Linked DNA regions of Homo sapiens: regions 2 and 3 are each linked to region 1. Evidence: chromatin loops called from intact Hi-C (ENCODE). Cell type or tissue: endothelial cell of umbilical vein. All regions are shown on one strand. Links, peaks and the distances in the headings refer to the core of each region. The heading gives the core; the rest is flanking DNA.

Evidence for each region. Peaks named below come from ENCODE experiments on the same cell type or tissue, not always from the same donor. Only the 100,000 strongest peaks of a DNase experiment are listed, where the experiment ranks them.
Region 2: a loop joins it to region 1, with 13 times the contacts of the local background. A loop is called at or near these places in 27 of 110 quality-filtered maps.
Region 3: it touches region 1 in a loop (3-fold over the local background); 5 of 110 quality-filtered maps call a loop at or near these places.

Annotation. Positions count from the first base shown.
Region 1 is chr1:97,242,308-97,245,847 of GRCh38, forward strand. The region is part of intron 18 of DPYD (dihydropyrimidine dehydrogenase); the gene reads right to left. All of the region lies in intron 1 of DPYD-AS1 (DPYD antisense RNA 1), which reads left to right. Among named protein-coding and RNA genes, the nearest start is that of DPYD-AS1, 150 kb to the left of the region's middle. In endothelial cell of umbilical vein, for the core only: no CTCF peak of the experiment used is centred there; a DNase peak (open chromatin) is centred at 1,834.
Region 2 is chr1:97,523,905-97,527,444 of GRCh38, forward strand. The region is part of intron 12 of DPYD (dihydropyrimidine dehydrogenase); the gene reads right to left. Among named protein-coding and RNA genes, the nearest start is that of DPYD-AS2, 270 kb to the right of the region's middle. In endothelial cell of umbilical vein, for the core only: a CTCF peak has its summit at 1,873; no DNase peak of the experiment used is centred there.
Region 3 is chr1:96,965,162-96,968,701 of GRCh38, forward strand. No RefSeq gene overlaps it. Among named protein-coding and RNA genes, the nearest start is that of DPYD-AS1, 130 kb to the right of the region's middle. In endothelial cell of umbilical vein, for the core only: a CTCF peak has its summit at 1,577 (motif pointing right); a DNase peak (open chromatin) is centred at 1,600.

The DNA.
Region 1 (3,540 bases), core at 647-3,146:
ATTAAATAAATTATAGTTCACCAAGATATGATATTCCAGAAAACCTTTAAAATTGACACGCAAATAGCTCTAATTTATAATGTTAAGAGTTAATCACAAGTAGCAGAGCAATATATATGGTATGCTCCCATTGTTGGCAAAAAAGTATGTGATTACATTTAGTATGTGTGCATGTAAATGCATATAATGTTGAATTTCATACTGTTCACAGGTATCATCTCTGGGAAAGGGGGTGAGTCCTGCAGTAAAGGGATTGAAGACCTTTCAAGTTTATATATATATACTTTTTATTGTTGGATTCTTTTTGATAAAATGGTGTTATAATTTACTTCTGTAGTAAAAATATCTATTTTTATAATGTTCCTAAAATTCACCTTACGAGAATAAGCATCATCAGTATATATGATGTGACATTTTTATATATGAGTGATACATACAGTGATTCTATCCTCTGTACATTACAAAGAACATGTTTGGTTCTGTGTCCAATATTTTAGATAAAAGATCTACAAACACAACAGAGTGAATAGGATGATCTCTCTTGATCTGTCTTTCTCACACACATATCATATATATCTATATAGTGATTAAAAGAAATCCTATAAATGGTCATCAAATATTTGAAGGATAATCATGAAAAAAAGGGCTTATCCTATGTAGCAAATTGGAACGAACAATTCAGCATACACGATTGGTTTTATTATTCTTATTTTTATAATTAATTTATTGTAAATTCAGCAATGAAAGCAGCTACAATGGAACTTCCCTATTCCTTGAATCTTGATGGCTACTTGACAGCAAGATGCAACAGAAAGACTTCTCTGTACTACAGGAAATATTGGATTAGTTTTTCTCTTCCAATTCAAAATCTGGGGATACTATAACTTATTCTTGGTAGTTTAAGAGCAATTTTATATGCTCTATAGTTTTCCAACAGATACCAGTGATTAACTTAGAAAAGAAGCAAGTATGAGTTAACTTTTAAGATTAAATATGTTAAATATAAATGCTCCTCTTTTGAGTGCTTTCTAATTGACAGATAGTTTCCTATTTATTTTTGCATACATTGTGCTGGTCACATTACTATGAAATAGATATTTCTGTCTCTATTTTTATAGATGTGTAAACTGAGATTCAGCAGGGATAAATGCCACATCCTCAAGATCACTCTGTTAGAAAGTATGGGTCCAGTATTTGAATCCAGGCCTACCTGACTCCCAACACCATGCTCTTAACCACAATGCTATGCTGCTTCCTGATTTTAAGTGTCTGGATATAAATTAAGCTTTAGAAAGAAGAGTTAATAATAATAATTGTTATAATTAATAAAGATATATTATCCAGGTATGATAAAACCATAAAAATCAACATTATAGAAAAATAGACATTATATTAATTGTTGGATAAAAATTAAATTAGAAGTAGAATAGCTAGTAATTGTATAACTAGAGTAACCATATAGCCCAGTTTGCCCAAGAGAGTCCCAGTTTATTATACCTGTATTTATTTGTAATTACATAATGTAACAATAGCTATCTTCCTTTGGTCTAAAAGTATCCCAGTTCAGATGATAAATTATAAAATCATACTAGCTATAACTAAAGATAATTATGTCCAAGAATAATAGGACAAAGACAATTACAGAAGCAAAGTGAAATTTGTTTTAGAACCAAAACCAAATTTATGAGGAGCTTAGAAACTCACTATACTGTCCAAGACTCAAAAGATGGCATGAAGAGCTAAATGTCTTTAAATTTGTCACTAGAGAGAAAAATATATGGCATTTACTAGGCATAATTAGTCTATATGTATGTTCTTTCTATTTTCAACCTGTAGGTGGCCACCACAAGCTACACTTATTAAACAACTCATTAGTAGCATTTTCAATACTGTCATCTTCAGATAATTAGCAATTTATTTAAATAACCAATTTCTGTAGAAATAATTGCCATGAAATGCCCTGAACCTACTTTTTATAAACTATAATAAAAGTGTTAAGATAATCCCTGACATTTGCAAATGCCATTAGTTCACCTTTCCTTTTGATAGTGCTATGGCATTATGTTTAAACAATTACCCGACAACACAGCAGTTTAATGAAACAGTACAGTGAGCACATTCTTCAATATGGCCAGAGAGGACATTCAGATTTAGAAAGAAATCCAGTGCGCAGAGAGGTTTACCCAGAGGAAAAACACAGCTAAAAGAAAAAGAATTACTGAATTAAGGACATTATTGCTATTTCCAAGTTGGTTTAGTTTCCATGGTAGATGCCGTATCATATGTACTCTCTTTGGAAACAAGAAAGGAGAGTTTTACAAGTTGATTTATGTGATAGGCTGGTGTGAACTATAATCATATATATCTACGAATATGTATAATACCTTCATTGTATTATTTGCTCTAAAACCTTGATGCAGGAACAAGTAGTAAATTTTTCTTACTATCAACCTTAAATGTACTTTTACTTTAAAAATGGTGTGCACTTTCAAAGTAGAGTTATTGAGGAAACGCACAAATGGTTTTACATCGCAGCTAGTATTTATCATTTAAAATAGACCAGAGTTCTAACTCAGTTTCTTCCTTGCTATTCAGTTCCTTATACTACTAAGATCCATTGATGTGGGATTATACAGTGTGTCTTGGTTGCGAGTGGTAAAACTATTTGAAGCCTTTATAATTTTTAAGCTGGTGTCCACTTCATATGAAAAAATAAAATTAGAATTCAAAGCCAGTGGCAATATTATTTTTATGGTTAGACTGAAATAACTTGAGAACCTATTAAGTACCAGTTGCTCTGCTAAATTATTCACTCGTTATTTATATCCTCACGACATCATTACAAGTCACATATACATTATCTCCATTTTACAGACATGGAAATTCAGGCTCAAGGAATTAAATAGTATGTGCATGTAAGAAAGGCAGGGCCGTGTGGTTAGATAATGCATTACAACAATAAGACAATTAGTCTGCAATATCACCATAAAATTCACTGCCGGGTTTGAATGTGAGGACTTTTCTTTATTTCCAGATTAACACATGCCTCAATCTCTCCAAATAAGAGCTTCTGGCAATGCTTTTTGCCTACAATTTTAAAGGTTTACCTATAAGTATAAATAGAAGAACTATTTAAAAAAGACATATTTCCCCAGCCAAGAAATTATTCTCACCTATGACAGACTTAGTGGACTTGAAGTAATATTTCTCATGTGATTTTGCTTAAGGATGTCCAGAGCAAATGTTACACAGCATAAAAATCTCACCATTCTATGTGTTTTCAAAAATGATTATTTGAGTAGGAGAAGGAGGAAGATTATAATGACAATGATAATGCCGATGACCGGAGTTTCATTTTACTCTTGGGAGAATCCAGGATAACAAGTGGGCATTATTCTGAGAACATACAGAAAAATAAAAAAGAGGTTCCACATCCATTAGGATCCTATTACTTCTTCCTTTGGAAAATCACAATTTCTTTTCTCTCTGAAATCCTGTGCTCTGTTTACTCTGTGGGTGGTTCTATGGCCAGGGTGTCCA
Region 2 (3,540 bases), core at 405-2,904, 280 kb after region 1:
AACATGATGTATGTGCTTAATGCCACTGGAACTGTACACTTAAAGATGTCTAAGATGGTAAATTTTATATTATGTATGTTTTATCACAATTTAACCATGAATAATTATTTTAAACTAAAAAAAAAAAGTCTAGTAAGCCTCTTGACAGAAGATACCGCAAAGGTGTCATGAAGGCCAAGGGTTGAAGTTTTAAAACCTAAACTGTGTAACAGGCTCTGTAACGGGGAGAAACCCAAGAAACTTATGGTCAAGTTGAAACTCACAAACTGCAGGAATATAGTCATTGGGGTCCCTTAGATGCAGAAAAGAAAATTAACTACAGCGAGTTATGTTTGTATTTCACATAAGAAAGAATTTTGAAATAGAGTTGTCCATTAGGGGTAGGGTCTGTCCTGGGAGATGTGAGCTCATTTCCATTGGATATGACTCAGATTATCTATTAGTCATGCCATGGGTGTGAAGTTGGAGCTAGATAAACTTTAGGATATTTTCCAAGCCCTAATTCCATGACTTTGTGATTATTATCGCCATAAACTCTGAAGTCTTGGCTGGGCACATTTTCCACAAGGGGCTTGTGGTAAAGTGTAGAACAACGAACTCAGAAAAGGCCTATTCAAAAATCAGAACTAGTCATGGTCTAAGATATATTCCCACAAAGTTCTGAGGCCAAGATAACTTACCGATATATAACCCAAGAATATTTCTGGATGTTTCAGTTACTGAGCATCCAGGAAGCCTCACCTCTGGACATTGTGTGCTAATCATCTCTTCTTTCTTTCTTTTTTTGAAAACAGTCTGTATCCATCATCAAACACCCCTAGGATGTTATCCTTCTTGATGGACACATTACAGTTTATTCAGGATATAATTTACACCCCCAAATTTCTATCCCTAACTCAGACCTCTCCTCTGATTAGATTGTTGCAATCAGTTGGATATTTCTGATTTGTATTTTAAACTTATTACACTTGAATATTTATTAGGCATTTTAAACTGAAAACCCCTGACGCAAATTTTCTGCCATCAAACCTGCTTCTTCTACAGCCTTGCCCATTTCAATGAATGGCAACTGTATCCTTCCAATACCTTTGGCCAAAAACCTTACAATCATTTGTGCCTTTTCTTTTACACCTTACAGCCAGTCTGTCAGAAAAATCTATTGTCCCTTTTTCCAAATATATTACGTTTCTCATCTCCACTACTACCTCCTGGTCTAAGCATGGTTATCTCTCACTGAATTTACCACAATAACCTCTTAACTCATCCCTTTGCTTCATGTCTCAGTCTTTCGCAGCACAGGAATCACAGTAGGCTGATGATTCCTACTCAACATTTATGGTGAGTGATTGTGGTGATGGTTGCATGACTCCATACATCAGTCAAAACTCATCAAATGGTATAATGGAAATTGGCAAATGTTATTATATACAAATTATATTGCAGTATAGCTGATGAAAACAGAAAAGAAAGAAAGAAAAAAAAACCTCCTCAGCTTCCCACAAGCAAAGCTGCTTCCTAATCGTACTCTGTACTTATTTGCTTACATATATGCTATCTCCCGCTTGATTTAATTTCAGCACCTAGCATAAGACTTGGCAGAGAGATACTCAACATATTTACTGAATGTATTAGACTAGTGACCTTGGGTACTTAGTGTCTTTTTCAAATTAGTTTCCAGTAAGGTGATAATCAGTTTAGATGAAATAATCATTAGCTTTATTCCAAATCTATAAAAGCCCATTATTCTATGATTCTAACATAGAGTGGCATTGAAGCTCTGGAAGATTGCTGATTTTAGGCCAGTCTCTCCAAGAGCCATCTAGTGGGAAGAGTAAGTAATTGCCCTGGGTAATTAGAGAGAGAGAGAGAGAGAGAGAGAGAGAGAGTGTGTGTGTGTTTTAGGCCAGTCTCTCCAAGAGCATCTAGTGGGAAGAGTAAGTAATTGCCCTGGGTAATTAAGAGTGTGCGTGTGTGTGTGTGTGCGCGCGCGCGTGTGTGTGTGTGTGTGTTTTAGGCCAGTCTCTCCAAGAGCTATCTAGTGGGAAGAGTAAGTAATTGCCCTGGGTAATTAAGAGTGTGTGTGTGTGTGTGTGTGTGTGTGTGTGTGTGTGTTTCTATAATTCAGTCACATTAAATGACACAAAGATTCACCAACATCACACTTTTGCCAAGGTCTTGCCTAAAATAGAGCATTTTTCTCCCTACTGGAATTCTGACTTCCAATTTAGAATGAACTCCTTTGGTGGGAAGTAATGAATTGGCCTCAGATACTTATCATGAGTTACAGGAAGATCTCATGAAACTCATGCAGAAATGCAGCCAGGCCTCCAGGAAGAGCTGGGAATTCTCGAGGAAAGTAAGAAGATTTTTCGTGCTTTGTCCTCTTTCTTTCTATGTACAGCTACTTTATTCTTCTCCCTCTTCCAATTGGCTTTCTCTACTTCTTTATCCAGAATGATTAATATTGTGTAGGTCTAGACCAGTAATTTTTTACTCTACTTACCAGAAACACGTAGAGAGTTTTAAAAATTATGATGTCCAGGCCAGGTACCTTCCTACTAATTATATCAGAATCCCTTGGAGGGGGACTCAAATAATAGTATTTTTAAAAATATTTTAAAAATCCCTCCAAGAAATTACACAGAGCATTCAAGGATGAGGTCACTTCTCCAGTAACATGAGTTCTTTTCCTAGTTCCTAATTATCAAGTAAGAGATTCAGGCTTGGCCAATATTGTGTTAGGTGTCTATTTTATTCAACTACGTGGCTACTGGGGGTCTGTTCAAGAGAACAGACCGTTTAAGTTCGGAAGATAGTCTAAAAGGTGCTCATGTGGACCTCTCATCTGCTAATAAAGTGTCAGCTCTGACAAGCATCAACACATTGTCCAAATGTTAAGGTCTACTGTAAAAATAGGACAGTTAAAATGTTTTTCTATTTTATTCTTAAAATCAACAAGACAGTTGTCCATTTGCAAGTAATATTTATACCAGATCCAGTGATAAGTATTTTTTAATCACGATTTTTAAGGTATGCATTATTCTCCTATTGAAGATGAGGAAAGTGAGGCCCAAAGAAAGTAAACTGCTTGTCCAAAGATTAATAAGTGGTAGAGCAAGACCTGAATTGAAAGTTTACACAAACTACATTATATCAAACTGCCCCCAACCTTTTTTTTTTTTCTTTTTTTTTGAGACGGTGTGTTGCTCTGTCGCCCAGGCTGGAGTGCAGTGGCGTGATCTCGGCTCACTGCAAGATCTACCTCCCGGGTTCACGCCATTTTCCTGTCTCAGCCTCTCGAGTAGCTGGGACCACAGGCGCCTGCCACCACGCCCAGCTAATTTTTGTATTTTTTGTAGAGACAGGGTTTCACCATGTTGGCCAGGATGGTCTTGATTTCCTGACCTCGTGATCTGCCTGCCTTGGCCTCCCAAAGTGCTGGGATTACAGGCGTGAGCCACCATGCCCAGCTGCTGCCCCCATCTTACATAAACATGAATTTTCTAAATTATTAATGTCCTCAAAACAAGAAACTAACCT
Region 3 (3,540 bases), core at 405-2,904, 280 kb before region 1:
ACATCTCTGCTGGTGTTTTCTTCTTCTTTTGACATTTTTGTCTGATTTCCACATATTAAAACAATATCAGATATGACAAAAGGCAAGAAGAGCTCCAAGTATGAAAAATAGAACAATGGTGTTAGGGTTGCCTATACATTAAAAAAAAAATCTGTTCCAACACAGAGGGAAAACAAACCTCCAGGTACAAAGTAAGTGATGTTTGAGAAGCTTCAGGCATGTTAGCTATTTATAGAAAGCAAGTGACATTGAAGGTGCTGACACTTATGAGACCATTTAGCAGATGTTACAGGAGTATAAGCCGTTTTTCAAACATTTTCAAATATATCGAAGAAAAGTACAAAGCAAACATGAAATACATTAGGGTCCTTGCTGTAAGTTTTTGAAATTATTATTATAAAGTGGACAATGATATAAAACCTTAATATGTTCAGTTTTTATGTCTATAACCTTATCAAAGTTAATTTTAATATTATTTTCAGAATTAGCTATTTGTTTAACTGAAGTAACTGACACTCCGCTCATCACAGTTTAACTGGATAGAGTATAAATTTAGCCTAAAAAAAAAGGTTGGTACCATGCCAGACATTTGGGAACTTCTGAGGCACAGTGGGTTGGTGCCCCCGACACGTGGGGGAGCAGCTTTTATTAACAGCACACTTCCATTGGCGAGGTAACGTGCAGACCTTTGATAACTATAAAGGCCCTCTCTTCTGGGTTTCTTAACAAACTAAAAGGTTGAATCAGGTTCCCTGAAGTTTGTGAACCCCTTTTTGTACATTTGAGTCAAGTTTGAAGCCCAAATGGGCCAATTTATGTTTTCAGGTTAGTTTTGCTTTGAGTTGAGGAAATATGTTTCAACCTTCCATTCAACAACCAAACTCAAGGGGTGTGAACAACGGTGAACTGTTCACACAAGCCTCTGCACACCTCCACTGCTGTGTTTCCTACTGCTGGACTGCTGGTCCGAACTGGCCTCAAAGGACTTGACACCAGAAGGAGGTCTTTCATGTTTCTCTAGCTTTGATTTCACACTCTCGGCTACTGATCATTTATGATAAACTGGAGCCTTTTGAGGTGAGCAAGGCAATGTCATGGTTACTGCCTAGATTTGAAATGACACTATATTGATGCATTTTACAACTGGAACATATATTAAAAATATATATATAGATAGAATATGTATAAGATATATTCTTTTAAAAAGAAATGTTTTAGATAATATGTCCGAGATAGAGAGTGAAAGAAAAAGAATAGGAAGAGTTCCTATGGAATACATTTCAGTGTAAGGAGTTTTATATAGTTTGTTTAAAAGAAGGCAGGAAGGGTAAGTAAAAAGAAAATGCTATCAGAGTTTATGCAAATTGAAAACCATTATTCCTAATAGAATCACATAGTAAGAATGAGTCTCTGTATCTTGTCTTTAGTTTGGATTTTTTTGTCCTTGGGGAGATGCTGTGTGTTGTGTGTCTTACAACAAAAGCATCTGAATTGGAAAAATATGTATCCATCCTTACTGCTGGTAACAAGGGAGACAGCCCAGCCACAGCCCTCCTGGTGAAATGCTCATTCTGTCCAGCAGAGGGCACTAGCAACTAGTGCACACCAGTCAACACATCATGGTCTTTCCCGTATGATAAATAACCATATTTTCTTTTTTAAAAATTTAACTTAATTTAATTTAAAGTTCCAGGATTCATGTACAGGACGTGCAGGTTTGTTACACAGGTAAACGTGTGCCATGGTGGCGAATAACCATGTTTTCATTACATCATAAGCCACAGTAGTAAGAAACACCTTTTTTTTTTTTTTTTTGATACAGAGTCTTGCTTTCTGGAGTGCAATGGCGCGATCTCGGCTCACTGCAACCTCCGCCTCCCGGGTTCAAGCGATTCTCCTGCCTCAGACTCCCGAGTAGCTGGGATTACAGGCGCCCGCCACTACGCCTGGCTAATAGTTGTACTTTTAGTAGAGACGGGGTTTCACCATGTTGGTCAGGCTGGTCTCGAACTCCTGACCTCAGGTGATCCGCCCGCCTCAGCCTCCCAAATTGCTGGGATTATAGGTGTGAGCCACCGTGCCCGGCTGAGAAACACTGCTTCTTATTTTTGTTGTTATCACAACATAATCTCTTTACTCCAGTGAACATTTCAGATTCCTCTAGCTTCAATGAAAATATCAATATCCAATTCAAAGCACTCTCTCAATGTCCAGGACGGGTCTTTTAAAACAAATCCACACAGCCCTTTCCATACTTCTGAATAAAATGAACTTTCCTGACTTTCCTCACATGCACACTTCTGCTCATTTCAGCAGGATTCCAAAGCAGAGAGACAGCATCCGGAATGCCTGAGATCTTCGGGTGAACGGAAGAGGTGCTTCAGAATGTTTAAGACCCTTGGCTCTGCTACTGCCGTACGAACTTCTTACGGAGGAGACCTGATCAAAGTCAAACAAACCTTGATTTTACAGGAACACTGCAACGTTTTTAAGTAGCCATATCTTTACATATTTAAATATTATTTAAGTAACCATCATAAACATATTCAAATAATTAGATTTATTTGAAAGTCTGCTGTATGTTGATCAGTATAATTCCTTGGAGAGTGACAAATATTTCAAATATATTGCCACAATATCATTGTAAAAGTTTAACTAAAGGAATTTGGCCCTTTTTATTACCCTGAACAAGAATGTGCAAAACAAAGATGCAATGGACTGTATATATCTTAACTGTTGCTGAGTAAACTTACCAATAAAAGCCAATAGCAATATCTCCAGATCATTGACAAGAAAGAGTTCCTTGCAATATCTTTATATATTAGCCTTATTGAATGATGGTTACATAAATATAAATTGTAAGAATGTTTTTATTGAAAGGAAAACTTACAGGGCATTTAAATTATATTTATATAATTTATATACATTTATATTTATAAATTTAAATTTATACAATTTATATACAAATTTTTAACTTTGGATGTTTGTGATTTTTCTGTCTCTTTTTCTTGGGGGGGAGTGGGGACCTAAACCCTATGGAGATGTATAATGATTTAAAAAAATAAAAACATGAATGTAAACTGTGTATCACTGAAATGACGTATTTTACTACAGAACTATACCTTCTATGGCTTCCACTAAAAATATAGGATACATTGGTCTATCGGTCAGAGTTTTGAATTTTTTTTTTCAATCATTGGTTTATAAATAGCATCCATCTTGCTTTCCATCACAATCATGCCTGAGTGAGTGTAGAAAAAGTTGCATTCAGGAATATGGTAAAATGTTACAGGAAGATTTATGCCATTTTGAATGGATTGTTTCAGGTTGCCTGAATTTTTAATACCCCTTTCTTGTCACAGAGAAGAGAACTTTGTTATTTTTGGCTTTCATTAGAGTTCTCACTTCAGAGTTGGTTAGTATGGGTTTCTGCTTTCCAAGCTGACATCTCTTTTCTATTTAGCATCTGTTACATAAACAGGGTGAATAGCTACACGGTTCCAAAATTGTGAGTGAAGCAGCTAACCCCCTTCTTCCTCA